4 separate regions of the Homo sapiens genome follow, and regions 2, 3 and 4 are each linked to region 1. The links are chromatin contacts, found by Hi-C or POLR2A ChIA-PET in ENCODE. All regions are on one chromosome and are shown on one strand. Each heading gives the region's core, a stretch centred on a gene start or an enhancer-like site at or near the end of the contact. The rest is flanking DNA. Distances are from core to core; before and after follow the strand shown. Region 1 holds the start of LARP7 (La ribonucleoprotein 7, transcriptional regulator). Region 2 holds the start of PPA2 (inorganic pyrophosphatase 2). Region 3 holds the start of INTS12 (integrator complex subunit 12). Region 4 holds the start of SEC24D (SEC24 homolog D, COPII component).

The links. A loop is a pair of places that touch in the nucleus more often than their neighbours do. ChIA-PET counts read pairs that join two places held with the same protein, here RNA polymerase II (POLR2A). Pooled maps may share reads with other maps.
Region 2: a map of CD8-positive, alpha-beta T cell shows a loop between it and region 1 (27-fold over the local background). The contact joins the promoter of PPA2 here to the promoter of LARP7 in region 1. A Hi-C loop is called at or near these places in 4 of 168 maps with a recorded cell type or tissue (B cell, CD4-positive, alpha-beta memory T cell, CD8-positive, alpha-beta T cell and 1 more) and 9 of 50 pooled maps. POLR2A ChIA-PET finds 5 or more read pairs at or near these places in 1 of 52 experiments (CD4-positive, alpha-beta T cell).
Region 3: a map of CD8-positive, alpha-beta T cell shows a loop between it and region 1 (8-fold over the local background). The contact joins the promoter of INTS12 here to the promoter of LARP7 in region 1. A Hi-C loop is called at or near these places in 5 of 168 maps with a recorded cell type or tissue (CD4-positive, alpha-beta T cell, CD4-positive, alpha-beta memory T cell, CD8-positive, alpha-beta T cell and 1 more) and 10 of 50 pooled maps.
Region 4: a loop to region 1 is called in a map of CD4-positive, alpha-beta memory T cell, with 31 times the contacts of the local background. The contact joins the promoter of SEC24D here to the promoter of LARP7 in region 1. A Hi-C loop is called at or near these places in 2 of 168 maps with a recorded cell type or tissue (CD4-positive, alpha-beta memory T cell and naive thymus-derived CD4-positive, alpha-beta T cell) and 6 of 50 pooled maps.

What each region holds. Positions count from the first base shown.
Region 1 is chr4:112,632,204-112,640,011 of GRCh38, reverse strand. It overlaps LARP7 (La ribonucleoprotein 7, transcriptional regulator), which reads right to left and starts at 2,869. Exons shown (of 13, transcript NM_016648.4): 1 at 2,773-2,869. ZGRF1 (zinc finger GRF-type containing 1) reads left to right here and starts at 3,103. Exons shown (of 28, transcript NM_018392.5): 1 at 3,103-3,161; 2 at 6,770-6,856. The coding sequence starts at 6,836. RefSeq lists enhancers at 2,317-2,426, 2,467-2,516, 3,087-3,306.
Region 2 is chr4:105,467,504-105,475,311 of GRCh38, reverse strand. It overlaps PPA2 (inorganic pyrophosphatase 2), which reads left to right and starts at 1,250. Exons shown (of 12, transcript NM_176869.3): 1 at 1,250-1,418. The coding sequence starts at 1,262. RefSeq lists a silencer at 1,060-1,269 and enhancers at 1,490-1,609, 1,900-2,069.
Region 3 is chr4:105,704,821-105,712,628 of GRCh38, reverse strand. It overlaps INTS12 (integrator complex subunit 12), which reads left to right and starts at 3,940. Exons shown (of 8, transcript NM_020395.4): 1 at 3,940-3,991. It overlaps GSTCD (glutathione S-transferase C-terminal domain containing), which reads right to left and starts at 3,845. Exons shown (of 12, transcript NM_001370181.1): 1 at 3,613-3,845. LOC124900747 (a long non-coding RNA gene) reads right to left here and starts at 6,247. Exons shown (of 2, transcript XR_007058214.1): 1 at 6,206-6,247; 2 at 4,533-4,728. LOC124900748 (a long non-coding RNA gene) reads right to left here. Exons shown (of 3, transcript XR_007058215.1): 2 at 7,239-7,315; 3 at 6,655-6,750. RefSeq lists an enhancer at 3,616-3,865.
Region 4 is chr4:118,833,141-118,840,948 of GRCh38, reverse strand. SEC24D (SEC24 homolog D, COPII component) reads left to right here and starts at 4,823. Exons shown (of 23, transcript NM_014822.4): 1 at 4,823-5,008; 2 at 7,212-7,370. The coding sequence starts at 7,253. RefSeq lists enhancers at 4,661-4,955, 4,576-5,467 and a silencer at 4,660-5,149.

The sequences.
Region 1 (7,808 bases), core at 1,620-4,119:
ATTCGAGATCGTACCACTGCACTCCAGTCTGGGAGACAGATTCAGTCTCCATCTCAAAAACGAACAAACACAAACGTAGGCTATAATTATCAATTATTCTATAATTGATAATTATAATTCTATAATTGATAATCTATAATTATAAATTATTGATAATTATCCAATTATCAATAATTCTATCCAATTATTCTATCCAATCTCTTGTTAAATCCTATCAGTTTGACTTTTGAAATGGCTCTCATCTCCATCCAGTGTTTTCTACAACTACTGCTACAACTGTCACTAGAATATGCCAATAGTTTATAAACTGTTCTGTAAGTCACCCATTCTCAACAGGAGCCTATGTATAACCCATCTAAAACACAGACCTGGTTTTGTGATGCTTCTGTCAAAACTTGCAACATTAGAAATTCCTTAGCACCTTCCCGTAACATAATATGCAGTTTATGAAAACACTGTTTTAAAAAAAAAAAGTAACACTTGGCCAGGCGCGGTGGCTCACGCTTGTAATCCCAGCACTTTGGGAGGCCAAGGCGGGCGGATCACGAGGTCAGGAGATGGAGACCATCCTGGCTAACAAGGTGAGACCACGTCTCTACTAAAAATACAAAAAAAGAAAAAAGAAAAGAAAAAAATTAGCCGGGCATGGTGGCAGGCGCCTGTAGTCTCAGCTACTTGGGAGGCTGAGGCAGGAGAAAGGTGTGAATCCGGGAGGCGGAGCTTGCAGCGAGCCGAGATCGTGCCACTGCACTCCAACCTGGGCGGCAGGGCAAGACTCCGTCTCAAAAAAAAAAAAAAAAAAAGTAACATTTAACTGGCTTTAAATGAAGAATAAAAGTTATTGGGTAACAATACCAGTAACTTTATATACACTTTTGTAAATCCTCACAATCCCACTAGGTAGCAGTTTCTTCCATCTTAACACAAAAACTCAAAAAGGTTTAAGTGACTTGGCCAAAGCTAGCTAAGTAAGTTGTCCCAGGTATGTTTGATCCCACATTGTCTACCTTTTGGTAGAATTTCCCGCAATTTATCACCACGGACTCTATGTTCTGACTCAGGAATTCTTAATCTGAAGTCCATGCAACTTTGGCTGGACAAGAATTCTAGTGGGCTCCATTAAATTGTAAATGATACATTTTAAAGATAAGGTAAAATCAAGACTCTTGTACAAATATAAAATGAATACACGGTAAAGATTTAAGCACAGTCATGGGTTGCTTAACGACAAGGACACATTCTGAGAAATGCACAGTCAGGTGAGTAAGTACATCATTGAGTATGTAGTTATTCTATGATGTATTCACACAAACCTAGGTACTATTGCCTATTACTCACCTATAATCTTATGGGACCACTGTCATACATGCGGTCTGTCGGTATGTGGTGCTTGACTGTAAATAAGGGAACCAGTTAAGTGCTAAAAACCAGTTCAAAGGAGAATTTAAAAAGCAGGTACACAGGCAATCAGGAACGTTGAAATGAATATTAATAAATACTGCTCAGGACAATAATTAATTGCATCTTTACTGGACAAACCTAATTTCCATGTTGCTGTAGCGAGTTACAGGGTTGAAAAATAGTTCAAAGACCACGAAAGACATAGATAACTTGGAAGAGTGAGTCAGACAAGACACCAAGTCATTTGTGTGTGTTTGCTATTTAAAAGTATTTCGTAATTTCTCCTGAGGAAATTATATGAAAAATGTTTGTTTGGAGACGCAGCCTCTCTCAGTGGCCCAGGCTGCAGTGCAGTGGCGCGATCCCGGCTCACTGTAATCTCTGCTTCCCGAGTTCAAGCGATTCTCCCAACCAAGCCTCTTGAGTAGCTGGGACTACAGGTGTGCACCACCACTCCCCGCTAATTTTTGTGTTTTTAGTAGAGACGAGATTTTGCCATATTGGCCAGGCTGGTCTCGAACTCCTGACCTCAAGTGATCCTCCCGCGTCGGCCTCCCAAAGTGCTGGGATTACAGGCGTGAGCCACCGTGCCCAGCCTCGCAAAATGTTTTAATAGGTACATGCACGTTTTCCTGAGAAGCTAATCCATATAATTAAGTTTTCAAAAGAAGTGTGCCACAACAGGTTAAGAATCATTGTTCTGGTCACTGCTTACAACTCAAGTCCCTCAACACGTAGTGGCCTGTGTGTTCTGCTTTGTCTGAATCTTCTCGTCTAAATTTCCTTATTAAATTTTCAAGGCCCAGGTTAAATGGCATCTTACTCTTTGAGATCTTCCACCACCCTGTGTCCTATCATTTGTTTTCTCTTAAGTTTCTTTGCAAACGCACTCTGCACACCATATCTAGCAAGTGTTAGTTCCCTTCCGTAACTGGATTTTTTACTCTTTGAGGACGATGGCAGAGTCCTGCAAAAGAAGATGATAATTTTAGAATATAAATCCTCACGTTCGCTATCTTCTGGCAGCCACAGCTCAGCTCCAATCTGCGAAATACGGCACTCTCTTTATTGACTACTGCTTCTCTCGGCACCCGTACTTCCGCAAGGACGCCGTCATAGGCCGGGCGCGCCCCAAACCTCCCCACGCCGGGCCCCTATGCGCCCTTACTGTCTGAAAACGGGAACTACAAGTGCTGCCGAAGACTTTTGCGCGTGCGCATAGATAACTAGGCCAAGGAACTGATGGGTGTGCAGGACGGGGGGGCGGGGTAAGAAGGACGATAGATGATAGAGTGGACCGCAAGAAAAAGGACGGAGAGTTAATTAGACTTCGCCCAAGCTGTGCGACCCTATAGGCCGCTTGTAACTTACTCCGTTCGACTCCCAAAATACAGGGTCAAGTACTGCGGCCTTCGGACATTTCCGTCTCCGGATCCTGATAGTCTCGGTTACTTTCGCGTCATAGGATGAGCGACAACGTTTTCCGGTCCCAATTGAGAAAGACGGGCCCGGAGGCAGTGCGCGCTCCACCTACGTCACAGGCGAGGTGGTTCCAGGAGGGCTGGGCATCGGAGAGCGCGGCCGGCTGAGAGACTCGAAGCCAAGGAAGAATTTGATTGGCGATTTGAAAGCGGCGGTTTTTGGCTTAGGCGGAGGTGGGCGGGCCAAGTTTTGGGTCCTCATCTGGTGAGGTCCCGCGTTAATGACGTCACGTTGTTTCGCGGGAGAAATTCGAAAGTGGATTTTGTGCAATTTGACAGGTGAGGTGAAGTGTTTCTCGGGATTTCCTAGGAATGACTTGAGCGATTTGGGGCGAAGGGACGAAAGACTCTGCTCCTTAAGAAGAGAACCGGGAAGGATGCTGTTTGGAACCAGGATTGGGGTGGTCGCAGTCACAGCTACTCGGACTGCTTGTAGTAAGTGGTGCCTCTTCACCGTTTTTCCCAGGCCTTGCTTTGCAATTTCGAGTAGGTATGAGGACCAAAGAGGGCTTTGCTGTTTGTATTTAGGACTGAGAAAGGATCAAGTCTCCATTGTCATTTGGTGACAGGATTATGGTTCTTAGAATCTTGGCAAATGAGATGTGGGTTTCCTTTGTTTATTTGGACTGGATGGTTTGTTAACAATGTTGAGTTCATGATTCCAAAACTTTGTTATCCGAACTATTTAGAGGTTCAGGTTTAGGTTCAAAAAATACTCCTTGTTTAAAAAAAAAGGAAAAATATCTAGTATTTAAATGAATAATGGCTCATACTTTACTGAGAACACCGAGTTTTATGTATATATATTGCGTCCGTACATATAGTAGCACAATGTATATGTATGTATATGTGTGTATGTACGTATATCTGTGTGTATGTATGTATGTATATAATTATCACAGAGCATCTGGGGTCTTTAAAAACTTATTTGGAGATTAATCTTTCACCTATTAGAAGTCGGTCAACAGGTGAATTGTCTGGTAGACGTGGACAGATGAACACTTGGAAAAAACTCTTTGCATCTCACTTAAATATATATGATGCTGTTGTCTAAAATAATTTTTTCTGATTAATACTAAGATAAGAAAGGGTGTTGACTTTCAATGAATAAGTATTAGAGCTCTTCTAAATTTTAAAAGATCCAGTTAGCTTTTTTTTTTTAGGTTTTCTCCTATAATCGAATTTAACCATCCTTTAAGAGTTTCAGTCTTCTTAGTTCTTTTTAAACTGTACATTCCAGAAGTAATATCTCAATTTAGGAAAATAATGGAGAATTTATCTTGCAATTGTGAAATAGCATATAAGTTATCCTAAACTAGTAAATACTGGGTTCCTAATCTGTAAATTGTAATAATGCTTATTCTTCAGGATTATGAGACTGATAAATACTGTATGTAAAGTATCTCGTCCAATTCCTGCCTGATACATAGTATGTAATCAATAAATATATATAATTACACACGATAATCATATAATTGTATATTACATAATACAGTAATATAGTTATATATTATATAATTACATAATAATTATAATGTATATAATTAACAATATAATGTATATAATGTTTATAATATAGCACTTTGGGAGGCTGGAAGGATTGCTTGAGCCCAGGAGTTTGAGGCCACAGCGAGCTATGATTGCAACACTGCACTCCAGCCTAGGTGACAGAGTGAGACCCTGTCTCTGTAAAAGAAAAAGAAAAGTTAAAAAGCCAACAGAAACAAAACCTCCAAATAAAGCATTTAACAGTTTCTAGCATATGGTAGCACTGAATAAATGGTAGCTATTAAACAGATCTGATATTAATAATTGCCACATGCCCAGCACTGTGTCTGTACCATGTATTCTCATCTATGTATACAGCATATCTAGCCCAGGAGTGTTTTTCTCGATCTCTCTTTTATCTTCTTGGCATTCTTAGGCATCAGCAATTTATGTACGCCGGAGGGGAGGGAGATAGGATGTGGAAGTTGTATTTCTTTTTTTTTTTTTTTTTTGAGATGGAGTCTCGCTCTGTCGCCCAGGCTGGAGTGCAGTGGCGTGATCTCTGCTCACTGCAACCTCCGCCTCCCGGGTTCAAGCAATTCTCCTGCCTCAGCCTCCTGAGTAGCTGGGACTACAGGCCTGTGCCACCATGCCCAGCTAATTTTTGTATTTTTAGTAGAGACGGGGTTTCACCATGTTGGTCAGGCTGGTCTCGAGCGCCTGACCTCATGATCCACCCGCCATGGCCTCCCAGAGTGCTGGGATTACAGGCGTGAGTCACCACACCCGGCCAGGAGTTATATTTCTGAAAGGCAGTCCTTCTGTAGGTTTGGTTTCTGTCCTGTGACCTGTGTCACGAAGCAAGTATGCATATCTCATTTGCATACCCCTTACCTATTCTTTCTCCAGATCACCTTGATTAGTCAAGGGAAGATGCCAGTCACTTTCTTGCACTTCACCGCCCCCGCCTCGCCCTTTTATTTTTTTTTTTTGAGACAGTTTTGCTCTTGTCGCCCAGGCTGGAGTGCAGTGGCGTGATCTCGGCTCACTGCAGCCTCTGCCTCCTGGGTTCAAGTGATTCTCCTGCCTCAGCCTCCCAAGTAGCTGGGATTATAGGCACGCACCACCACACCTGGCTAATTTTTGTATTTTTAGTAGAGACAGGGGTTTCACCATGTTGGCCAGGCTGGTCTCGAACTCCTGACCTCAGGTGATCCACCTGTCTCGGCCTCCCAAAGTGCTGGGATCACAGGCCTGCAATTCTTGTTTGGGAAGACCTTCACTGGCCTTCCCTTGACTAAGGGTTATTTCAGCTTACAGCTTAGACTTTACTTCCTTGAAGAAGCCTTGTTTGATGATCCACACCAAGCTGGGTGCCCCTGCTGTGCTTATTCCTGCCTTATTTTATTAAAATTACTGTTTATCACCCCGCCATACTGAAATTCCTTCAGATGGAGGATAGAGTTTCCATTTAAATACTTTAGCATAATATCTGGCACAATAGTAAGTACTGAATAAATATATGTAACTTATAAATAATATGTAAGTGGCATATTTTATATGTCTAAAAGAGGAACTGAAATCACAATTACAGCTTTATTGAATCCTTCTAGGTCTTTTAGATCTGTATTCTCAAACTTGAGTGTCCATCAGCATCACTTGGAGGGCTTCTTAAAACACAGACTGCTGGGCCCCCAACCCCAGACTTTCTGACTTAATAGGTCATTTCTTACTAGTTCCCAGATGATACTGTTGGTCCAGGGGTCACATCTTGAGAACCACCTTAGGGGAAAAAAAAGAAAGTATGTTTCTTTGGCATTTCTGTTTACTTCTTCAGGGATCACCATCAGTGATTTTAGATTTCCAAATTTGCCCACAAAAACAGTTTTATCCAATAGCATAACAACTACAGTAACTGTTGCAACAGTGTTGGAAAGATTTTTCCTTGTAGAGGTACTATGTAATTGGTCCTAGATACTGTGGTATATTGATGCTAAGAAGTGAAAGGAAAAATTTAAAACACAAGGGGGCCATCTTGTGGTAACCGTAGCAATTCAGAAAACTTTAAAAATTGAATTTGCGCTATAGGGAACCAAACATGTGGAGGACAAATTCGTGTTTTCTGATACATATTATGCATCTGGAAAAATGCAGACTACAAGTTAATTTATGTATTTTACTTAGTTTTTTCTTTACTTATGAAAAAATGCTTGTTTCACAGCATGGTATCACTTTTACTGTGTCCTCAGTGATAGATAATTACACCTCTGTTTCCCTTGGTAGTTAGGTAATCTTGGAACTCCTTGATTCATGTCTGTGGTTGGGAGTTTATTGAGAAAAATTATATTTGATATTTTTTAAAAATCAGGGTTGAAATTTTATGTCATTTTTAATTTTAGGTGGTATAAATAGTTGAATATTTCCTATTTTCTGGACCCAGCTGGTTTATAACTTCAGAAGAAATAATGGAAAGCCAAGAATTTATTGTAAGTTTTACCATTTTTCACAGTTTGGTGAAATTCCCTTCCTCTGTCTCTTTCTTTTAAAGGCGTTTCACAAACATCTTGCTGTGTTGCCAGATTTAGCAAAAACAAAACAAAAAACAGGCTACTCAGTTAAATTTGAATTTCAAATAAACAATGCATACCTTTTTTAGCATTAGGATCCCAAATATTGCACAGTATTTTATCTGGTAACCCTATCTGTTACCTACTATTCATATTTGTTACACAAAATCATCACTTTTCAGCCTTTTGGCTAAGATCAAGTATTAGACAAAGTCCTTTGTAACATAATCTTTGAAAGTGTGAGACCGGGAAACAATTTCTTTCTCTTGAAGAACTGGCATCCGTCTTCTGTATAGATCAGCAGTTCTCACACTATTTGGTCTCGGGACTCTTTAACACTTAGAAAATTATTGACCCCAAATAACTTGTGTATATAGGGTCTTACGTCTATTGATGTTTTTCATATTAGAAGTTAAAGCAGAAATGTAAAAAGTATTTATGATTTGGCTTAATGGAAGACAACTGGATTCTCATATTTGTTTCTTCTACATTCAGATTGCAATTGAATCTTACAATATTGCATATACATAATCCTGGGAAACTTCATTCTGCACCCCTGAAGGAGTGAGGATGAAAAGACAGCATCATGAAAATAGTTTTGACCTCACAGATACCTGTAAAGGTCTTGGAGACCTCCAGGAGTCTCTGGACCAAACTTTGAGAACTGCACAGATTATTAGTACTGTGTAATCCAGTAATTTTTTTCCCTTCCAATTGATGACTAGGGAGCTCAAATTACTTTCAATGCTCATTTATCTTTTTTGTTTCTTCCTTGGATTTCTCCTCTCCTTTCTTCCTTCTCCTGCCATTTCCTCCCCTATTCCCTCCCTCTCCTTCTCTCTCTCCCTTCCTTCCCTTATTTATTTCATTT
Region 2 (7,808 bases), core at 1-2,500, 7.2 Mb after region 1:
TTATGGGAGCATTTGCCTTATAGTTATGCCTATTCAAGTTGACACATTACAAAGGTACCACTGTTGACAAAAACATTTTAGGATCTATAATCTTAGTAGAGTGTCTCTAAGTAGCTAGTCACAATATCTCCTAGGAATCCTTTCTGGAACTTGGGTAGACCAGTATCTCAATTTTAATGATCACACGATAATTGGAGATGCTGAAAGAACCTGGGTGCCCAGTAGGAAAGTAGCCTAGATGATGATAGTCCCAAAGAAGATGGACTAGAAAAAAATAAAATGACACGTGGCAGACTACTGGTTGTTCTACAATATCCATTCTCCTGGATACTGGCCCAAACCATCCTCCTATCTCAGCCTCCCAAGTAGCTGGAACTACAGGCGTGTGTGCCACCCCGCCTGGCCGATGCGCGGTGGCTCACGCCTGTAATCCCAGGACTTTGGGAGGCCAACGCAGGCGGATCAATGGAGGTCGGGAGTTCGAGACCAGTCTGACCAACATGGGGAAACTGTCTCTACTAAAAATACAAAAATTAGCTAGGCGTCGTGACGCATGCCTGTAATCCCAGTTACTCAGGAGGCTAAGGCAGGAGAATAGCTTGAACCCAGGAGGCGGAGGTTGCAGTGAGCCGAGATTGTACCATTGCATTCCAGCCCAGGCAACAGTGTGAGACTCCGTCTCAAAAACAAAACAACAACAAAAAATAATAAAATAAAAGAAAGAATAAATAATCTCTACTGGGTTAGGAAATGGCCTTATGGAGAAGATGGCATTTGAGTAAGCTACTTAGGGTTTTTTGCTCTGTAAGTCGGTGTCAACGTCCCGTTTTCACGTGGTGGCCTGATCATTTTGTCTTATAGTGATGTCTTTGCGTGCATGTGCGCTCATCTCCTATATTGGACAGGGTCTAGAGCAGTTCCTGGCACAGAGTAATCACTCAATATTACATCACTATACTAAAAAATCATGATAGTAATTCTTGACGGGATAAATGAAGGCATGAATAAATGTATGAATTAACGAGTGGCAGTGAGCTCTTCAGGGGTGGTGGGTCTTGTCTCACTCGTCTTTGAGCTGCGGCCTCGCTGAGGGCATAGTGCGCACAACTGGCTGGTGTTCCAGATTCCACTGGCAGGGACCAGGATCGCAGCCCGAGCGCCGGGGCGGGAGGGATGACTCCGGACGGTAGGGGGCACCGGCGTGCGGCCCGGCCGAGCCCCCAGGTAGCTCCGCGCGCACAGCAGGACCGTCATTGACGCCATGAGCGCGCTGCTGCGGCTGCTGCGCACGGGTGCCCCAGCCGCTGCGTGCCTGCGGTTGGGGACCAGTGCAGGGACCGGGTCGCGCCGTGCTATGGCCCTGTACCACACTGAGGAGCGCGGCCAGCCCTGCTCGCAGAATTACCGCCTCTTCTTTAGTAAGTAGCTCCCGGAGGTTCGCCGAGCGGCGCACCGGAGAAACCTGGGTGGGGGATGGAATGGGGGACACTTGGGACGCCCCGCGCGGTCTCCCTTCTCTCTTTTTGGGGCCCTCAGCGGTAGCCGCGCGGTCCAGGCCACCTTACTTCCCGCGGGAGCGCGCACCGAGTCACGAGAACTGCCAGCGAGGAGGCGGCGGATCAAGACCCCAAAGCGGAGAGCAGAGGCGCAGGGCTGCCGGCTGGGGGGTAGATAGCGCCCTGTGCCCTGCCAGCCGCCCTCCCCGAGGGGTAGGCAGAGTGCAAGCGGCCACCCCGCGGCGGCCTGCAGCCATTAGCCGGCCCGGCCGCCGTTCCCGGTTCACACAACTCAGTGAGGAAGGGAAGGCAGAGCCCGCCCACACGCCGGCCTTCCTAGAGGCGTAAGAAACCTCCTACTGCGGGAGCTCCCTGACGTCGGAGAGGCAGGCGGAACTTTGCGGATGCCTAATCCAGCGCGTCTTCTTTTTTTGGAGGGACTCTGATGAAGGTTCTTTCCCCAGAAGCTTGACTTGGTACGCACAAGTTTACACCCTGAGTGTGATCCACCATCCAAAGCCTCGTTGGTTCCGGAGCAGCCCCTTTTCCTCCCCAAGCTGAACAAGCCCAGAAGGCTAAGCGACTTCGGGGGGGTCCCTGAGTTGCCGAGCTCAGAGAAAGGACCCAGGTCTTCGTGACTCATTGTTCCGTGTACCCCATTGTTTCACTGTGTACGTTAACCGTAACAGAAAATAGCGATGTCGGTCGCTTGCCTTCACTCCCCACTGACTGCAGAGCCTTGGAGTGGTAGTATCAAAGTGGGCCTTGCATTATCGCTCCCCTTTTCGGAGCACTGGCTCTGGAGGCTTTCAGTTCTAAGCAGGCCCTCGAGTTCTTCACGTCTTAACTCTGTGACCCCGGACGAGTTTAAGTTGCTAAGCCTTGTTTTTTCTCATCCGTAAAATAGGGCTGCAAGTATTACATGACATTATATATGTAAACTGATTAGTCACAGGGCCTAAAATATAAATTACTATTGTTAATACCGATAATCATTATAGATATTTGTAATTTATGAGAGATTTGCAGTTATGCTACATGAGTTTAGGGTCGAGGATTATTTTGTGGGAAAGAAGAGTTTGCCTAAAGTCGTGTGATTATAATGCAACTAGTACTAGAATTTCTATTTTCTTCAAAATTGGTTGCAGTTTTCACCCTATGCCACATATTTTCTTCTATCTTTGGTTAAGACTGATCAGGTGAACAGGAAGTCTCAAATTTCTGAATGGATTATGTTCTAAAAGGTTACCATGTGATGATTAATGGGAATAGTCAGAAAAAATTATGAAGTGGCAGTTCGCTTTTTAAGCAGATTGAAAAAAGGCCTGTCTACTGCAAGTATTCTAGATTTGCAATAAGTACGGTAATTAATAGATACCCAAATAATAAATATTTATGAAGTGTGCTAGACACTGTTAGGCATAGTACAGAGATTCACAATATTACTATAATTATGGAAAAAGTAAATACACTGGTTGAGCAAAAACAGGCTTGAGAAGCCAGGAGCGCACAGAGTAGTTGACCCAGTACCGGATTTGGAATGGGGAGTCCTAGGCCATAATCTTGGCTCTGCCGTTAACTCGCTGTGTGCTGTTGGGTGGGTGGTTACTTCAGTTCTTTCTCACAGAGCCAGTTTCTTCAGCTGTAAAATGAAGCTTTTGACCTTGAAACGATGATCCTCAAGGTCCTTCTCAGCACTGGTATTCCCTGAAGGCATTGGATGAATAACGGAGATTCTAACAGTCTCTGTTAAGACAGGATGTCGAATGGGGGCATTTTTGGGAGTATGTTGGCCTCTTATTGTTGGTTTGTTTCTTTAGCTGCAAATGTACTTAGGACTCATGATTTTTCTGTAACTAGAGTGCCACAAATAAAATACGTTTTTCATTCAGTTGGATAAACAGGGCAGGAAAGAAGAAAACCCGATTTTACTAAGGTAAATGGGCAAAAACTGGAAGAAAGGGGAGTGTGGTTTTGGAGAGGGTCCCGATGGTAAGATCCTGATTGGAAGGTGTGTTGGTTAAACAATTTCTGAACTAACCGCCAGATGGCATCACTGGCCAGGACTGTTTACTACCTGCTAGAAGGGGTAGGGCAAAGTGAAACGAAGCCACTCTAGGGCGAATGGGGTAAGGGGAAAGCAACGAATAAATTGCCCTTTATAAAGATGATCACAGATTGGATATTTATTACTCAGTGTGTCTGTATGCAGTACTAGGGTGGACTAATGTCTCACTTCAAAAAAAATATGAGTGTAGTATACTTGGCCTAAAATTGTTACTCAGTGTTACTAAAGTGTAATCATTTTCCACATCTCCAAATATATTCCAAGTCTCTGAAATACTAGTGCATTGGGAGGTAGAACATTTTCGAGCTTCATGTCTGTAAATGGTTTCTCTTTACTGTCATTCAGTAAAATCAGAATAAATGATTGATGTAATACTTAAAAAAAAATTGGTGTTAAACTTTGTAGAAAGAGTGAGACAGGATGATTAGGGGAAAGGGTATCCTGATGGGAATCATCAGGCCTCCTTGGTGCCAGCCCTGACCCTGTTAGTATCTTGCTGTCACTTCACCTCCCTGCATCTCATTTTTTAAAACCATGGAATGAGGAGATTGGACCAGATGATCATTTTCCAGACTGCTTAGTTGAACACAAGCATCCCATGGTATATTATTAGGTTTTCGTTAAAACAGAGGGTTTCATGGTTTAATAAATTAGAACACTTCCCATTTTATTACTTTTTTGAAGAAGAATTTGCCTATTTAAGTTCTGGAAAATTCGGATGTAACTTCTCCAAAAACTGAACCACAGAGTACTTATTTCTCAGAACATTTGTTAACATCTTAGTGACATCAGGGTTATGATTTCTGCAACTTCCAGAAGCAACTGTGCTGTAACAGTTCTAAACTAATAGTCAAACCACTTAAGTTGTAGTCCTGACTTTACCGTCTTGGACAAGTCACTCGACTGAATTAACCAGAGGCATCCCTTACCTTCAGATGACATCCGGTAGCTCAGTTTCTCCGTAAATAAAATGGGGATAGCACTAGTAATTTTATAGAATTGCTGTGGCAGTTAAATGAGACTATGTGTGTAATTATCAGTGTCTCACACGTGATAGGTATTTAATAAATGTTATTTATTTTTCCCTTTTGACTTTAAGACATTAGACTAAAATCCTTATTATTAGATTCTGTGAAGGGAGAAAATAAGGTGATGTGATTGATTATTTTGAAGTGTTCCTGTTAATTTATAGGTTTCAGAAGGTTTTTTGTTGTTGTTGTTTATTCATTTTATTTTTATTTTTTTGGTTTGTTTGTTTGTTTAGAGATGGGGTCTCATACTTTTGCCCAAGCTGGAGCACAGTGTGCAATCACGACTCACAGCAGCCTTGACTTCCCCAGCTCAAGCGATCCTCTCACCTCTGTCTCCTGGGTAGCTGGGACTACAGGCATGCACCACTGTGCCCGGCTTCCTAGGTCTTAAAGTTTTAATGGGTACTTGCAGTCTTTTAAATTAACTGTGAAATCATAATGAAGTTAGACTCACTTATATTGAGCCAAAGACCTAATGCTGCATGCCAGTATTCCTTTGATATCTTGCGTGTTTTTGTTTGTTTTGTTTCGTTAATAACTTGAAATTTTATTTTAGATTTCATACTGTTCTCATAGGATAGGGAAAAGCTATGCTTTCCATAATTAGGAATTTTGTTATTATGGGATAGGCAACTGGTTTACTTAGAGAAATAGTGCTGTGGATAATTCAAGTTGCTTTTATTTAGTCTGGGAATGAACCAAGCAGTTCTTTAAAATTAATTTGCTTTGTCACTTATAGTAAGCATGTGCTTGTGTTGAAATTACTGTAGGTTTTCTTTATGTCATTTGGGTAGTAGGAGGAATCTGCCATTGAAAGTGCTGTATCTTTGGACTTAAAAGAGAACTTCCCGTGAATAATCCACAAAATTTGTTTGAGTCTTAAATATGAGTTTCTGTAACTTTTTAAAGTTGGCCTATATCATAGAACTTCAACTGATATAATGGAACACAATGGGTTTTGTGTGAATATAGAAAAAGTATTTTATTTGATTTTTCAGTCCTTAAAACCTTAAACGTTTTCTATATCAGTGCTGTGAAATAGGAATTGTGTGATCTATATGGAACAGAGGAAGCATTTTTATTGAAGTTTTTAGGCTCCTTTACATTTCTTAATCTTTTTATCAGAAAATAAAACAAAGTTAGCTTTAGTCATTGCTGAAGCTTCCAGTAAGAATCTCTATAAGTGGTTTTGTAGTCGTGTGTAATCATATGTTGGTATATGGCATACATTTAGCTGTCTGGTATAGATACATAAAATTAGGTATGGTTTTCACATTCCATTCAATTTTCTCACTTGCTCTAGTGTAAGTAATAAACTTTCATCCTGATACAACTTGCTCTTGTGAGAGAAAGAATCACATAGATAACTTAGAAAATGCTAGAATAAAATCTGATTTCAGACCAGTTGAAGGGAGAATTTTGACCACTGTTTGGCAATATCGTGTAGATTGATGGGCCTGATAGAGGTTAGCAATTAATGCCTAAGGACACAATCTGATTTTTGACGACAGTGAAATACCATGGCAAAAATGACACAGTGACTACAATCATTTATCTCTTTTCCCCTATAATAAATATCCTATTAAAGTGATAGTAAGTGAGGATAAGAAAGGGTAACCCTAAAACAACAGATAAGGAGCCACCAAAGCTTGAGATTTTGAAATATGTATAAAAGATTAAAAAACCAATGGAGATATGGTTATTAATGAAGCAGTGTGGAAGAAGTCCCAGCTTAAGTATATGTGTTCAGGGGACGTAGTTTAGGGAAAAGCCGAGCTGCTGCAGAACCTCAGAGAGGTTGTGGGTGTGTTGATATAAGATAGGATAGAGAGTTAGATGGATGTAGAACTTAACACAGGGGGATTAGTTTAAGTTGTACTACAAATAGTACACAAATGTTTCCCATGCAGGTCTAATGCATGAGGGTTGTGTTAGTTCCAACTGTAAAAGTGAATGAAGAGCTGAGAGGGAAGTAGGACCCCTGATGGTGTTGGTGCCCCAGCAGTACTCTGCATGCTGGTATTTGGGGACCCCAGCATAACAGCCAGCCTCCTACCCATTCATCTCTGTGGGAACACAGAGTTCCCAGTGATTTTTTCTAGTCTTTTTAATATAAACCAAATAGTCAAGGATCACCTAACTTAGGCTTTCATCGCTACTGTTCTACCAACTGCTTTTTGTCAGGGCTACCTGTCACCTCCATGCTGCGACCTTAATGGTCAGTTTGAAGTCCTCATATGACCTATCAGCAGTACTTTTTACAGTTCATCACTTTCTCTTTGAAACACTTTTTTTGTCTTTCCCAGAGGAAACTGCTTTCCTCTGGGATGCACTTTGTCTTAGTTTTGATGCTTCTCCTTCACATTCTCCCTTGCTGAACCTTTGTCATATTTCCGAACTCTAGCCTTTGAAATGCCCAGGGCTCAATCCTCAGCCCACTTCTCTATCTATACTGCCTCTCTAGGGCAGGTGTTGGCAAAGTTTTCTGTAAAGGGCCGGATAAGGAATACTTTAGGTTTTGCGAACCATTCAGTCTCTGTCACAACTACTCAGCTCTGCCATTGTAACATACAGCCATGGACAGTAAAAGTATGACTGTGGTTATGTTCCAATAAAACTATATTTACAAAAATAAAACCAGGCCATGTGACAGATTTGGCCCATAAAGCCAGAGTTTGCTGACCATTGCTGTTGCTCTGGGTGATCCCATCAGGTCCCATAGTGTTAGACGCTGTTTATGATTCCCCAATTTATAACATTAGCCGCATCTCTTCTTGAACTCAGAATTTACACATCCAGCTTTCTACTCTGTATTTCTACCTAAATGTTTAAGATACAACTCAAGATTAACAGCACAAAACAGAACTCCTGACTCCCCACCCTCACCGAACTTGTTTCTCTCTTTAGTTGCTAACCCATAACCTGGGCATTCTTCTTGTCACCTTTTACTCTTATCCCACAGCTAACTCATTAGCATATTTTTTTGAAATGTACCAAAAGACAATTCCTTCTGTCCACTTCCACCCTTCTCACTTTCTGTTTCACCATCATCTTTCCCTTGATCAGTTGTAACCTCCTGATTCTTCACCCTGCTTCCACCCTTAGCCCTGTATAGTCTACTTTCCATACAGCAATCACCTTCATCCTTTTAAAATGTAAGTCAGATAATGTACAAGCTCTGCTGAAAATGCCAGTGGCTTTCCATTTCACTCA
Region 3 (7,808 bases), core at 2,691-5,190, 6.9 Mb after region 1:
CCTATTAACTATTTTCCTCCACTTTCCATAAAACAGTCCATTCTCCAACAACAGGGTGATCCTTAAAAACATAAATCAGATGTCTCGTGCTCAAAACCATCCAATGGCTCTTCAGCACACTCAAAATAAAATCCAAATTTCCTATTATGGCCTATAGGCCTACTGTGACCCTAGCTATCCCTTTCTGACCTCATCTCTTATCCTTCTTCACTCCCTTCCAGCCATAGCTGTCCTTGCTGTTTTTGGAAGGTGCCACTTGAGAATATTTGTACTTGCTATTGCTTTGCCTAGAATGCTTTTCTCCAAGAGATTCACAGGGCTTGCTCCCTCATTTCATTGATTTTTCTGCATAAATATTAACTCAGAACAGCCTCTCCTGACTGCCTGAATTGAAAAAGCACACCCTAGCCTCTTACCTAGCTTCCCTTTTTCTTCATAGCTCTTATCACCTAACACTATAACATCTCCAGTGCTTAATGAACTGAAACTTTAGTTCAAGGAATGAATGTACATATATGAATGTCAGAAATCACTGTCTGAGAGTATTATTAATAACTTTAGTCTTGGTACAATGTGTATCTCATTCTTCATGACACCATTCTTTCTTTTCCAAATTAATAACTCTATTTTAAGGACCAACTAAGTATAAATTAAAATGAAGAAATAAGATCACCTTTGTGAGGTGAATCGGGAAAAGTATAAATGGAATCTAACCAAACTCATAAATAAAGCAAGCACAGAAGTTTTTATGTATACTTATATCCAGGGCAAAGGAACTAAGAATCTTAACTAGATTCCATACATGTGCCTAGCAAGAATATTTATAAAACAAGAATTATAAAGTAATAGATTAGAGCCGAGACTGTTGAGCCAGACCACCTGGGTGCAAATATACTGGTTCTGATTCTTAGTAGCTATAAAAAACTTTTCTGCATATCTGTTTCCTCACTTATATAATAAAATGGAGACAATAATAACTGTACCTACCATGTAGTGTGCCATACAGAAAAAAGCTTGTCACATATTAAGTCCTTAAATAAATACTAGCTACTATTATTTCTTTATAATTTATAACCAAATTCCTTATCAACTGGCACTATTAAAATATGCAAACCTTGATGGGCAAAACCCAAATTATGGTTTATATTTTCAAGCTTCTTTCCATGAAAGGTAAAGGATTTATATTGATTGAAAAGTTTTTCCCAACCAAATACTGAAAAAAAACATATTTGTTACTGAGGCTGAAAGCCAGGGAATCATGAAATGGTAAAATATAAACGTGAAACCCTTAATCCATGTGCATATCAACCTATTGTACAAAATAAGAAGTTCAACACAGTTTATAAGTATGAAAAATCACAAACACTTACTTTTCTTAAAGATTAAAATTTAAACCTGCCTAAATTCTCTCCTACATCATATGTTCAACATTTTGAATTTTATAACTTATCTTGTGTTTTATGCTTTTCATAAAACAACAGTATTTGGCTGAAAATTGTACCCTATTTTATTACAATAATATAGATTTAACCAAAACAAAACAAAACAAAAAAACATGCCCCTCAACAGATAGATAGCAGCCAATTACCTTAAATATTTAGGGTCAAAAACGATAAGAAAAACACTGAGATTTTTTCAAGCTCATTAAATACGTAATATGGGATGCAGTTAAGTCCTAGAGAACAAAAGCCAGTGATTAAAATTAGCTGTTTTCTTATCTGGTAAAGAAGTAGGAAAAGTTTTTAAGTGAAAAGCTTACAGTAACCTTAGCCACAAACGAAGTGTGTAATCTCTCTGGAGAATCAGGGAATCATCTGTTGCCATGGAGTCATAATGCCTTCAGCTAAACCCGACCTCATAATTAACAGTGATCGACAGCGCAAATGGCTAACATGTTACCAAGTATGAAATAAAATTACTGAATTTTCACAGCAAACAATACCTGTGCTTGTTTTAATCTAAATGGTTTCAATATCTGCATTCCAAGTATTTATTCTTTGTTAGAAAAGCTAATTGGATACTCAGTATTTATTTTTATTTAAAAATCACAGATGATGAAACAAAAGCTACAAGTAAAACAAGTTTAAAAAAACAAAAACAGGCCGGGCGCGGTGGCTCACGCCTGTAATCCCACCACTTTGGGAAGCCGAGGCGGGCGGATCATTTGAGGTCAGGAGTTTGAGACCAGCCTGGCCAACATGGTGAAACCCCTCCTCGACTGAAAAAAAAAAAAAAAAAAAAGGAGCCGAGTGTGATTGTGGGCGCCTGTAATCCCAACTACTCGGGAGGCTGAGGCAGGAGAATTGCTTGAGCCCGGGAGGCGGATGTTGCCATTGCAATCCATCCCCAGGCGACAGAGCAGGACTCCAGCTCAAAAAAAAAAAAAAAAAAAAAAATTGATGGGCCCACTACTACAGAAGCTCAAGTTTGAGCTGTGTTTAAATTAAAGCAAAAACACGTAGAAGTGCAAAGTATATAAAATAAAAAGAAATGATGATTCTCAAATCTCATTGACCTTTTCAGTCTTATTTTTGAAGTGAGACCTCACAAAACGATACTTTCAGGTGTAATACAAACACAATTTTTAGTAATGAGTGTGCTTAAAGCAATCCTCTCAGTGGTGTATGCTCCCCATCAGGCAGTTAAAAAAAAAGAAAAAAAAACCCGCATAGCTTAATGTTTATTAAATATGACAGCGAATCACTTAGTTGTGTTATAACAGTTTATTATCATGGATTTAAATGACTATGTTTACATGTTTAAAATTATCACATCACTAGTTCTTGCTAGCTTTTGCATTTTCTCCTGTAAACATTGTTTTTACAGATAAGCTTAGGTAAAATAGAAATACACCACCTTCTTTATCAATAATGTAGCACACAATATATTACTAAAGCTGGCATTTTCTTGATATTCAAGAATTTATGACAAGGAATGGGATCCTGGCATTAAGAATAAAGGGGAAAAAAACAAGTCATCTCATCCCAAAACCAGGTAGAAAGTTGGGATGGGAAGTACGTGTATTAGCAAACGTTTTTGAAACCAAAGCAACTTTCATGCAAATTAAACTTTCTATAGAAGTTAAAAACCCAAGAGATACTGCTGTGATGACAAAACATAAGCAAATGGCCCCAAATGAAGCAAGTCCTTTGGAGTAAATGTTAAGTAGTATTCACATAGAACTGCTTTCTGCAATCAGGAAGGGCTGGAATGGAAAACTCAATGCCAAAGAGAGAAGAGAAGTTAGTGTGACCCAAGAGGTCTTGAAGTAACACTTAACAGCAAATATCAAACCACCCCAACCAACGCCTCCAACTGGAAGCTGCCCCATTTCTCCATCAGCAGAGGAAGACATGAGGGACTGGCTAGGGGGAAACTGGGAAACGCGTACTACCGAGAAGCCCAGAGCCCTCAACCCGCACCTTCAGCAGGAGTGGCCAAAAAGGAGTTTGAGGCGGCCCCAGGGCGGGAGAAAAATCAGGACGATGATACCACGCCCTTGTCCTTCCCACCCTTCCCCCGCATCCTCAGCCCTGCAGACCCCCGAAGAAAAGACCAGTTCTTAGGGGGTCGCGGAGGCTGAGAAGCCGGCGGCCCGAGCGCCCTCTTTACCTGGTCGCAGAGGCGCGGCCAGGCAGGGAGGGTGCGTGAGCGTGTCGGCGACCTGGGCCGCCTGCGCCTTCCCGCCCAGTCCGAGCTGGAATTCCAAGGCTGCCTCTGGGAGCTGCTGCCCGCAGACCACTCGCCTCCACAGACGCCAGGAGAAAAACGACAGCCACCTTATGTGGAAAATACTCGCGCCGGCCGTCATTCATAATCCGGCGGACCGGAAAAAGGGAAGTAACGTCACTTCCTACTGTCGCACTGCCAAACGTTTCCCCCGCCCCTACTGTGGGAACCTTTGTTTTCCTGCTTTCGGAGCCGGCCAGTGCGGGAACCGTTTCCGAAGGGACCACCGGGAACAGACGGATCGGCAGGGCGGGGCGGAACGGTGAGTTATGCTGAGCGACTCTGCTCCTGGCCTCCTGGAGGCTCGAGACCCCCGCGCCAGGAGCGAGGTGGGAGAGTAGCTACGTGGGGTATTAGTTTCCTCGCTCCTCAAGGGGAATCATAATTTACGGGCGGTTGCGTGCCCTAGACTGACTGCTCTCCCCTTTCAGTGAGGACTGTGCTTCCTCCGAGGGAGTTGCGGGCCGGGACATGCGGACCGAGCATATTTCTAGGTCTAGGGACAAGGGACTTGGAATCCTGCCTCGGACTTTGTCGGAGGGTTTTAGTGACTTCTCTACGTAGCTCCCTCATTGTCTCTCATCTTTTGGCTCCCCTGTCAAGGACCATCCCCCATTCTAGGACTTCGATGTGTGATGCTTTGATCAAAGGATTGACATTCCTTTTCTAAGTGTTTGCTGTCAGCTTTCAGCCACTTGATTGGTTTGGAATCGGAGCCTTTTCTCCTGCGATTCCAGGTGTCCCTAAGGTATCAGTGTTATCCAGAACCAAGAACTCAGTGGAGGAATGAAAAAGGCAGCATCTTTAAAATAATGTTTATTGGAAGGGGTTGCAAGAGCTTGCGAAGTCATGAAGAACAAAGTTTTTTAGAGCCATTATGAAATGGCAACGATAATACTGCACTCTATGTGAACAGTTTCTGTTTCCTTCATCTGGGGCACGTGCATATGATCAACTTTGGACTTCTTTTGAGATTGCCAGGTAGGGTGAAAAATGGATCTAGGAGAAAGCACATACTTATATTTATATATGAATGCCCAATTTAGACTGGAGAGATCACAGAAGCCTTATAAGGTGACATTTACGCAAAAAACCTAGTTCGTTCATTCGATAAATATTTTTGAGCCCTTATTAAGTTTCAAGCACTAGGGAAATAACAGTGAACAAAACAAGTTCCTGCTGTCATCAAGTTTACAGACCAGTGGGATTAATGAATTAAGCAAGACAGGCGAAAGATTGTGAGAATTTTACAGATAGGAACATTGTACTACAAGTCCCCAGTCGTGAAAGAGGTGATTGCTTTGCTTTTGCTTTTTTGATGTTTGGAGTTTTTTTTGTGGGGGCAGGGGTGAGTTACTTTTGTGATTTTTGCTGAAGGGACCTTGGAAATGGCTACAATTGTGTAGAAGGAGAGATAAGACCACTATACTTTGATCACTTAATTCCAGTAATTCTATAGCCATTATTTTGTTGTACTTTGCAAAGTGGCAAAGAGATAGGCAAAAAGATAAATATAGACTCTGCCCTTAAAGTACTCAGAGTTTTGTAGGGGACATAACACTTGTGCCAAAAAAAAAAAAAAATGCTTCAAGGGAGAAAGTTGCAATACCATGAAAAAGCACTATGAGATATCCTTGAATGGAGAGACTATTAATAGGGTTTGGAATGGAGAGGGGCACAGCAGCTGTCAGTCAAATCTTCATGAGAAGTATTTGAATAGGGTCTTGATAGGATGTAGATATATAAAAATAGGTAAAGAGCTTCCTGGACAAAAAAAATAAGAGTGGCAGGGTCAGCTAGCTATAAGGCAGATCTGGGGATGATGAATGATAATTTTTGTGCCAGTTACTGAATCTTCTTAAATGCTAGGCCAAGAAATTTGGTCTTTATTTCGAAGGTGGTAGAAAGCCCTAACTTCTCAGCAAGAATTTTTTTTTTTATTTTAATGAAAAAGAAGAAAACTGGGTTTCAGGAAAATTCATATGGCAACAATGTTGAAGTCAAGGAAAATAACGAGGTTATTGCCATAGTTCAAGTAAGCTAATAAAACCTGAATTTCAGTAGTAGCAGTGGAAGTGAAAAGTAGGACAAGTGTGAAAAATATTGCCGTCAGAATCCACAGGAATTCTGATTATTTGAATATAAGGAGTAGGGAAAGACTCAGTGAAGGAAAGACTTTGGTCTCAAACCTGACTAAAAGAAAGTTGTGTCATTTATTGAAAGTAAGAGCAGGACAAGGAACTTTTCGGGAAGATAATCAGAATCTCAATTTTAGTTGTAACTGAATTTGAGATGCCATTAAGGAATCACATAGACACATACACTAAGCATTTGGAAACATGGGATTCAAATTTAAGAGATTTGGCTCGCACTTGTAATCCCAGCACTTTGGGAAGCCACAACAGGAGGATTGTTTGAGACCAGATAAGAGCAACATAGCAAGACCCTGGCTCTACTTAAAAAACAACAAAATTACCTGGGCATGGTTACGGTGGTGCATGCCTGTAGTCCTAGCTGCTTGGGAGGCTGAGGCAGGAGGATCACTTGAGCCCAGGAGTTCGAGGCTGCAGTGAGCCATGATCTCAGTGCACTCCAACCTGGGTGACAGAGCAAGACCATGTCTCAAAAAAAAAAAAAAAAAAAAAGAGATTGAAGTTGGGGTAAAACATATTAAATCATCTACCCAGAGATGATAGTTGAAAACCTGATGTGTATAAGATTACCAAGAAGAAACTGCTAGCAGAACTAAGAAGATAGCCAAGGACAAATACTTGGACAATACCAAAAGCAACAAAGAAGATAAGCCAAAGAAAGAGTAGTCAGAGATAGAAGAGGAAAAACAGAAAAGTTGAGTATAACAGAACTCAAGGGAAGAGAAAGTTTTATGAAATTGGAAGTAGATAACAAGTATTTACTTGGCCAACATTTACAGTTATTTGCTGTTTTCCAGGAACTCTGCCAGACAGGGGTTACAACAGTAGGCAAGACCAATCCACTGCCTGCCTTCATGGAACTTACATTCTAATGAGAAAGAAAGATTATTTACATAATTAACAGTGTGATTAATATTACAAATAAGTACAGAATGTTTTTGGGCTATGTAACAGTGAAACTTCTAGTTTTGTTGAGGGAATGTGCAGGAAAAACTGAAACTTGAGAGGTGACTTAAGATGGAGGTGGGGGTGGCACACTTTCTACTGAAGTGCTAAGGTAAGAAAGAGTATATTGGAGGACTTGAAATAAGTCAGATAGCTATAACAGAGAGAGTGAGAATGGCCTAAGATACTAGGTAACATTTAATGAGTGTCAACTATGTGTCAGGTACTGTTGTAACTGCTTTATATGTATTATTAATCATGTAGAGCAATGGTCCACAACCTTTTTGGCACCAGGGACCAGTTTCATTGAAGACATGGTTTCAGGATGATTCAAGTGCATTACATTTATTGTGCACTTTATTTCTCTTATTACTACATGGTAATATATAATAAAATAATTGGACAACTCACCATAATGTAGAATCAGTGGGAACCTTGAGCTTGCTTTCCTGCAGCTAGACGGTTTCATCTGGGGATGATGGGGTATACTGTGACAGATCATCAGGCATTAGATTCTCATGAGGAGCACACAACGTAGATCACACACATGCACAGTTCACATAGGATTCGCATTCCTATGAGAATCTAATTCCACCAGTGATGTGACAGGAGGCAGAGCTCAGGTAGTAATGCAAGTGATGGGAGTGGCTGTAAATACAAATGAAGCTTCCCTCGCTTGCCTACTGCTCACCTCCTGCTGCATGGCCTGAAGGTTAGGGACCCCTGATGTAGAGAATTGGAGACCTTGTTAAGAATCTTATTCTTGAACCTTTGGATTGTGAGAAGTGATAAAAGGATTTTAAGCAAGTGAGTGATATGAAAAGGTTTAAAGGGATGACAAGAGTGATTGTGGGAGACTGATTAAGCTTTTGCAGTGGGCCAGATAATAGATGATGCTAGGTTGGTCTAGGGTGGTAGTAGTAAGGATTGAAAAGGGTGGATAGATTTGAGGTATGTTTAAGAGGTTTGGTTATTGAATTG
Region 4 (7,808 bases), core at 3,574-6,073, 6.2 Mb before region 1:
TTCTAGGTTCCCAGGGGTTTCATCCTTTGACTTTACTCATATGGCTTCAACTGTCACTTACATGTTGTTAATAATGATTGGGATGATGATGCTACAATGGTAACGTTATTGATCAGTTGTTATGTGCCAAACATTGTGCTGAGTGATTTACTTGTATTATCTCATTTAATCCCCACAACGACCTTTGAGATTATTATTATTATTCCTTCAATTTTTAAAGATAAAAATACTGAGGTTTAGGGAGGGTACACACAGCTTATAAAGGACAGAACCAGAAGTCATGACTTGGTCTGACTGCAGAGCCTGATTGATCTCTTGCCTGCCAGATTGATTTTTAAATTTTCATTGCTGGCTGCCTTATACTACCTCCAGTTCAGATTTGTCTCCTAGCTGCAGACACACGTATCTCACAGGTGACTGGACACTTCCACGTAGATGTCCCACAGATAGCTCAAAATGAACTTCTCCAAAACTGAACCCATCCCCTCCCCATATCGGCTCTCGTTTTTGTTTCCCTCACCCCTTATATAGCTCTACCATTCATCCACTAATTCTCACAGATCAAAAATCTGAGTGTTTGTCTGTATTCTGCCTCACTTTCCTGATTTCTGTACCCAGTCCCATTGATACGCCTTCTAAACCTCTTTCCCACCTGTCTGTCCTCTCCACCCACATCTCCACTGCCTTTGCTTAGGCCACCATATTCTCATCTGGATTATTGCTGACAGTGTCCTAACTCTTCTTTACCCCACCAGTCTTGCCTTTTCCTCTCTTCCACTCTTTCACTAACTCCAGACTGATCTTTCTGGAAAGAAAAAAACAATCCACTGTGTCATTCCCATGCTTAAATTGTTCCATTGCCTTTCCAGTGCCTTTGAGGGATCCATGAGCTACCCTAGCCTACCTGCCTAATCTCGTTTGCTTTAGAAACCCATGTCCAAGCTGTACAGGACTTATAGCCCCTCTGAATGCCCTATGTTCCTCATCTTCCTCAACTCATTCATGCTATTCCCTGCTGCCCTTCAGCCTTTTTTTTGGCCTTATTACTGTCCTCAGGTCCTCAGCTCAGGTGCCACCTCCACCAGGGAGATGTCACTCACTTTCCAAATCTGGGTTAAGTGTCCCTTCTTACATGTTCTCATGGCAACCTGTGTCTCTTCATGGAATGAAAATGAACTATATTGTAATTGCACATCCTGCCAGACCAGGGGGCACCAAACTTTTTTCTGTAAACGGCCAGATAGTATATATTTTAGGTTTTACAGGCCTTATGGTCTCTGTCACAACTACTTAACTCTACCTTTATAGTACAAAAACAACCACAGAATATATGATAATAGAAAAGCATGGCTGTGTTCCAAGAGAACTTATTTATGTCCACTGAAATTTGAATTTCACATAATTTTCATGTGTCACAAAATATTAAAAAAAATTTCAACCATGTAAAACTGTAAATGCCATTCTTAGCTCGAAGGCTGTACAAAAACAGGTGGGTAGGCCAAATATAGCATATCAGCTGCCACTGGCTGATCCTTGCACTATTCCATGAGCTTCTCACAGCCAGGGCAGTGTCTCATCTGACTTTGTATTCAAGTTCTTAGTACAGTATCCAGTTTATAGTAGGTGTTTAATAAACGTTTGTTGAATAAGTAAAACTTGCACAGCTAGTAGTAAGTGACAGTGTCAGGATTCAAACCTGAGTCAATCTGAGTTAGCAGTGTGATGTCCCACTGTCCATTTTGTGATTGAAGCTGTATGTGATGTAGTATACTTACAGCATGATATTTGAGATATCAAAAAAGTAATTCTAGAAGCACCTTGGGTATTACTTGAACTCTATTATTACTGTTATTAGTTGCTACTCAGCCTACCCTACCATGTACCCTTCCCATCATCCCCGTTTAACTTGACCTTATTTACTCCATTTCCAGGTATTTAAAATAGTCCAGGATTTGGCCACTTCAATTTTTTTTTTTTTAAATAAAGCTTCTTCAAGCTGTTTTCAGCTTTGGAACCAGAAACCTCCAAACTTTGTAAGTTACATAAATGCTTAGTACATCATAACCTTCAAAAGGTTGCCAATTAGAAGAAATCTTAAGCATTGTCAGGAAATTCCTTCTCTCTATATATAGCCTTATGCATAGTAGACTTGTTGCTTTCTTTCCCTTTTAAAGTTGGAACATAGAACATAAAACCCCAGTACGTCGGCATTGTGAGGTCCTTGTGACCTCACCTTTCAAATAGGATATGGTTACCTGGGAAACTAAGTTAATTACATATGGAACATCAGAGGCTAAGCTCAGGTGGCAACAGGATGGGTCAGATCAAGGAAGACTGAGACTCCGGACCAAGCCTCACGGCTGGTGAGGGCCAGGGACTCAATCACAGGAACAAGGTTAGGAGTTAGTCACCTAAGGCATAGGCACTTGGGGACAGGACAAGAGAAGCAGGACGCAAACCAGAAGCCCGTTTCATTTAAAAAAGAGATTCATGATAAGTAACTCCAATTGTTGGTGGAACTATGCAGTCAGTTAATAGTTATTTGAGAACTTGAATATAAGGCAGTCACAGGAGAAAAAGGCAGAACTAGTTAAAAGAGAACAGCAAATCAGAGTATCAGAAGGTAAAAAGCATAGGGAGGTGAAAAGAGCTTTGGAATTGGAAGGGATGACTTCCAACTAGCTATAAATGACTAGTAAGCCTTTTAAATTTTCTCAATAAACCTTTCTATTAATCCATTAGATGATTAAATTGAATTCAGTTCTCACTGAATATTGAATTGAATACTCATATCGCTAAAGTCCCTTCCAGATTTTATTTTTTGTTTTTTTGAGACAGAGTCTGGCTGTGTCGCCCAGGCTGGAGTGCAGTGGCGTGATCTCTGCTCACTGCAAGCTCTGCCTCCCGGGTTCACACCATTCTCCTGCCTCAGCCTCCCGAGTAGCTGGGACTACAGGTGCCCGCCACCATGCCCGGCTAATTTTTTGTATTTTTAGTAGAGACGGGGTTTCACCGTGTTAGCCAGGATGGTCTACGATCTCCTGACCTCGTGATCCGCCCGCCTCGGCCTCCCAAAGTGCTGTGATTACGGGCGTGAGCCACCGCGCCCGGCCAAGTCCCTTCCAGCTTTAACATTTAGGAATTAAAAACTGTTTTAGAATTGAAACCACAAATTGTCCTGGTTTCAGACAAGTTTGGTACCTGAGCAGGAGGTGAGGATGTATTTACAATTCAAAAGTAGTGGTTTTATAGGGGTAACAAGTCAAGCAGGTCATCACATGGTGTGACTGTTTCTGACTTTACTCTCTCCTATCTTTGTATCATAGCTTCACTCGCTCCTTGTAATGTAGCTGTTATATGACAAGTTCTTTCACTGCTTTTACAAGCTGTACTGCTTCAACACCGGCCAAAACTTCCTAAACTTCCACTGAACATTTTCATCACATTGAGAATACAAGAAACAATTTAAAACAAAAATTTCAATGTGGGTTTTCAAACCTGATCAGTGTTGAAGCTGGATGTAGGCCAGATATCTTACCTTAAAATCTTTTTTTCTTTTTCTTGAGACAGGGTCTCACTCTGTTGCCCACGCTGGAACGCAGTGGTGTGATCATAGCTCACTGCCTCCTGGCCTCAAGCAATCCTCCCTGCTTGGCCTCCCAAAGTGCTGGGATAACAGGTGTGAGCCACTGTGCCTTGCCCCATGCCTTAAAAACTTTTAAGAGTGGGATAAATGGACCATATATCTTTACTGCTAAAATGACTTAAAATTCCTGCACAATTCATGTAGCATTTCGGGAGTAGCAACATCCCCATGTACGTTTTTACCTAGGCAGTTCATCAGTAAAGGTATTTGTCAAGTGGCTTTCTTGTAGCCGGGAAGAAAGTGCATGTTAAAAACAACAACACCGGGCTGGTTTTTACTTTGTAAGTTTGAGCAAAGTGGTAGCTATACCAAACCTGGGAGTGGCTGAATGTCTTTCTATTTAGCAGTGAAAGATGATAGGAAACCAGCCAGATGGTCCTGATTTTAGGGTGAGATAGAGAGGTAAGCTCCAGATCTCATATAGGTTGCCTTTATTTCTGAGCTGTTTCTCACAGGACGGTGAGCTAAACGCTGGGTGCTTTTCCATGCAGAGATTCCTGTTTGGGGCTGGGATCAGCCATCCTACTTCACAAACAAGGAATATGCGGAAGAAGGAGTATACACAACGCTAACAACCCCAATATCAATGGAAACCCCACTTCCCACACTTTTCCTTTGGGACATCTCCCCCACCCCCCACTCCTCCCGCGTTACACGTTGCCAGGCTGCTTTGGGCGTTCCTTCCTCTGTAGTGCATTGCACGGGTACGTCATCAAATGTGCGTGTACACGTGCCAGATTCGCCTTTAAACGGTAATCTCCCCTAGGTCCAGATCGTGTACTTTCCCGTATGTAACGGTAGTGCAGTACCTGAACTATTAGTTATTTAAGTAATACGTAATGAATGAAGAGCTGAAACTGCAACCTGTTGATGGAAGAATGAATGAACGCGCTCCCCTCCTTCCTGCGGGGCTGCGCCGAGAAAATACGGTTCTGATTTAGCCACGACGTTAAAGGCTTTGACCTGTAGGGGGAGGGGAAAGAAAAGACGGGAAAAAGAAAACCAAAAAACAAAAAACCGGAAAAAGGGAAAAAGCGAAAAGGGGGAGGTCGCTCGGCCGCTCGCAGGCTCAGCCCGGTGGCCCCGCCCCGCGGCGGCCGGTGGCTGTGCGCGTGCGCAGGCGGGAGCGCGGCGGCTGGTCCAAGCCCGGCGCTGGGGGCGCGCAGCCGAGAAAGGGTTTGACGTGGCAGTTCCCAGCCCAGCTGCAACTCCGAGCGTGAGTCCAGGCTAAGGGGACGCCGGCCGGGGAAGAGGCGCGGCGGGAGAAGCGACCGCAGCGGGAGCCCGGCCACCGAGGGCTGCCGGCACTAGGCGCAGAGCCGCCAGCGCTCGGAAGCCCGCGGGGTGCGGGAGCGGGAACAGGTAAAGCCTCCCACCCGCGGACGCCTTCATGCGGGACAGCCCTGCCCAGGCACAGCGGAGCGGGTTGCGGCGCCCGGCCCGGGGACGCGGCGGGAGGCCGGGTGCTCACCTGAGGCAGTGGCGGCGGGAGGAGAACTCATTCTTTGTTCTTTAGCCTTCTAGTGCAGTTTAATAGTGGGGCCGGCGGGATGGGGGAGCAGGAGGTGGGCGTGGGCATTTTTTACCCGCCCCCACCTTTTGCCTTGGGATGCAGGAACTGCCTTGTTAGGATCCTCAGTGGCCACCATTCGAGTGTCATTGCCAGCGGTTTTCTCATCTCCTTATCAACTTAATTTCCTTTTTTGAAGGAAGGAAATGTTAGAAATATTCATGGTAAAAATGGCAACTATATCTTGAAGCCTCGGGACATCCGAATAGTGAAACTGATCTGGCCAAATACGAACTTGTTCCAGGGTTAGAAGTGCACCTTGGCTAGAGTTGCTGGGTGACAGTGAGCCAGGGGGCCGTTCTGGGGTTGGGGCTCCCCAGATTTTGATCCTAGGCCTGCTTATACCAAGTGGCTTTCTGCCGTGTCGCCGCTTGAAGCTGAGTCAGGTTTCTTTAACTTGGTGCTCTGTGTGAGGAAGTTTGACGTGGCAAACTGGGTTGCGTGAGGAAGCTGATTCCTCTGAGGACCAGTTCAGAGGGAACTGGCTGCTTCCTGTTCTTTGGAGTGACCATCTCAGCCTCTCTTTTCTGTCACTCAGCAACAGGCTGCTACTTAGGTGTGTTCGTGCCGACTTCCTAAGTGCTCTTGGTTGGATGAGCTTGACCAGCGCTCAGGCTGCCACGTCTCTCTCTGCTAAGTGGGAGGAGGAAAAAGGGGTTGTCAGAAACAAAGTGGACCAGAAGGCCTTTGCCTGCCTCTCTCCTCTTTTTCAGTTCTCCCCTTCCCAGGAGAAGGAAATGATCTCATAATATTTTTACATGGTTGCTTTTATTTTGGAAACTTATAGTTTAATATGGAAACAAAATCAAATCACAAATTTTAGGCTTCAAATTTTTAATTTGAAATGTTATTTCTTGAATATAGACAGATTCTAAGTCTTAGCAGGTATCACTGATCTCTTATCTTAAATTGTAGCAAATAAAAGAACAAAAGGAAGAATATGCTTGTATGGGGCAAATAAACTGGAGATAAATTGTAGAATCAGTGGAAATCTGGAAAGGCTTCATTTTCTAAAAGAAGGAACTGAGGCTTAGAGAGGTTCTTCAGCTCATTCCATGTCACACAGTTAAGTATGGCAGACATAGAATGGAAACCCACTTCTCTTGCATTCAAAGCATTTTCTGTCGTATTTAATTTTTTTTTTTAAATCATCAGTCCTATGAAATATCTCTTATTTTGTTAAAACCTGGAAAAAATAGAAAATTTAAAGCAAATTTGGGTTCTGATTAGAATCAAGATTTAAAAAAAATCAAGATGAGTCTGTTATATTTGTGATGTGTGTGCCTACACACTTACAAAATTACACTTTTTTTCCTTAGTCCCCTAAATATAGGTGCATATGTTCTTAGAGATGTGATATGATTTAAATTAGAAAGAAATTCTGTCGCCTTTGAAAAACCACTGACAACACTCAAGTGGTTATAGTGACCACCTGGCTCGGTCAAATTATGACTCATAAAATAAGCCCATTATCAACGTTGTCTGTTGCTATGTTTGTTGGACTATGATTTCTCTTTGTCCTAATGACTAGATTAAAATAATTAATTAGATGAGCACTAAAAAGACGTAAGTCATAAAACATCTGATTGCAGGCTACTGGCAGTTATGGTGGTCAGTCAATTGAATGGCATGGTGTGCTCTGTGCTGAAATGTGACCATGGAAACCAAAAGCACAAAATCATAGGAACACTATGAGAGACTATCTGTGAGATGCTTCAGGCTTCCATTAAAAAAGTGGTTGCGAGTTATTATTCAGGTCTCATGCTTGAGAATTTGCCCAGGATTATTGAAGTGATTTACTGAGTTTCAGAGAGCTATGGTTAGGCCCTTTTTAGGGGATAATGATATATTGTATAATACAAAGATTTCTCATGTACCTGATATCTGTACTTTTCCTCAAACCATCATAAACATGTAATAACAGTGTTTATATTTTTAATAGCTTTACGTAACTAAAACTGTCTTGGTAACATGTTTCTTGTTTCTCTGTTGCAGACTTCTTTTGTAGAATTATCCTATGGAATGATATTTTCATAATGAGTCAACAAGGTTACGTGGCTACACCTCCGTATTCTCAGCCTCAGCCTGGAATAGGCCTTTCTCCACCTCATTATGGGCACTATGGGGATCCGTCGCACACAGCATCTCCAACAGGTACAGTGTGTTATTTTGACTTGTATGTGATTATTCAGTTCTCAGGCTCAGAGACATAAGATGTTCTGAAAGAGGAGATTTGAAAGCATTGAATGATCATTATATAATGAAATGGCTTGAGATTACAGGATCATTTGGAAAAGGCTCTCATAGCAGAACTCTACATCACTAGTTTGGTTATTGCATGCAATACAAGTTTGGTTTTTAAATATAGACTAAAACAAACACTTCCTGTTTTATTTTTACTGTGAGTCTTGTTCTTGCTGTTAATTAGTGGTGTAAGGCTATTGTAAACATTGAATAAAAAAAGAATTAAATTTATAAATGAATTAAATTCACATATCCTTATCTAGGATTGGCCCTAGATAAATCTGTACATCATGTGAGGATAATTCTTTGTACAATTCTTTGTACAAATGGACCATGTATAAATCAATG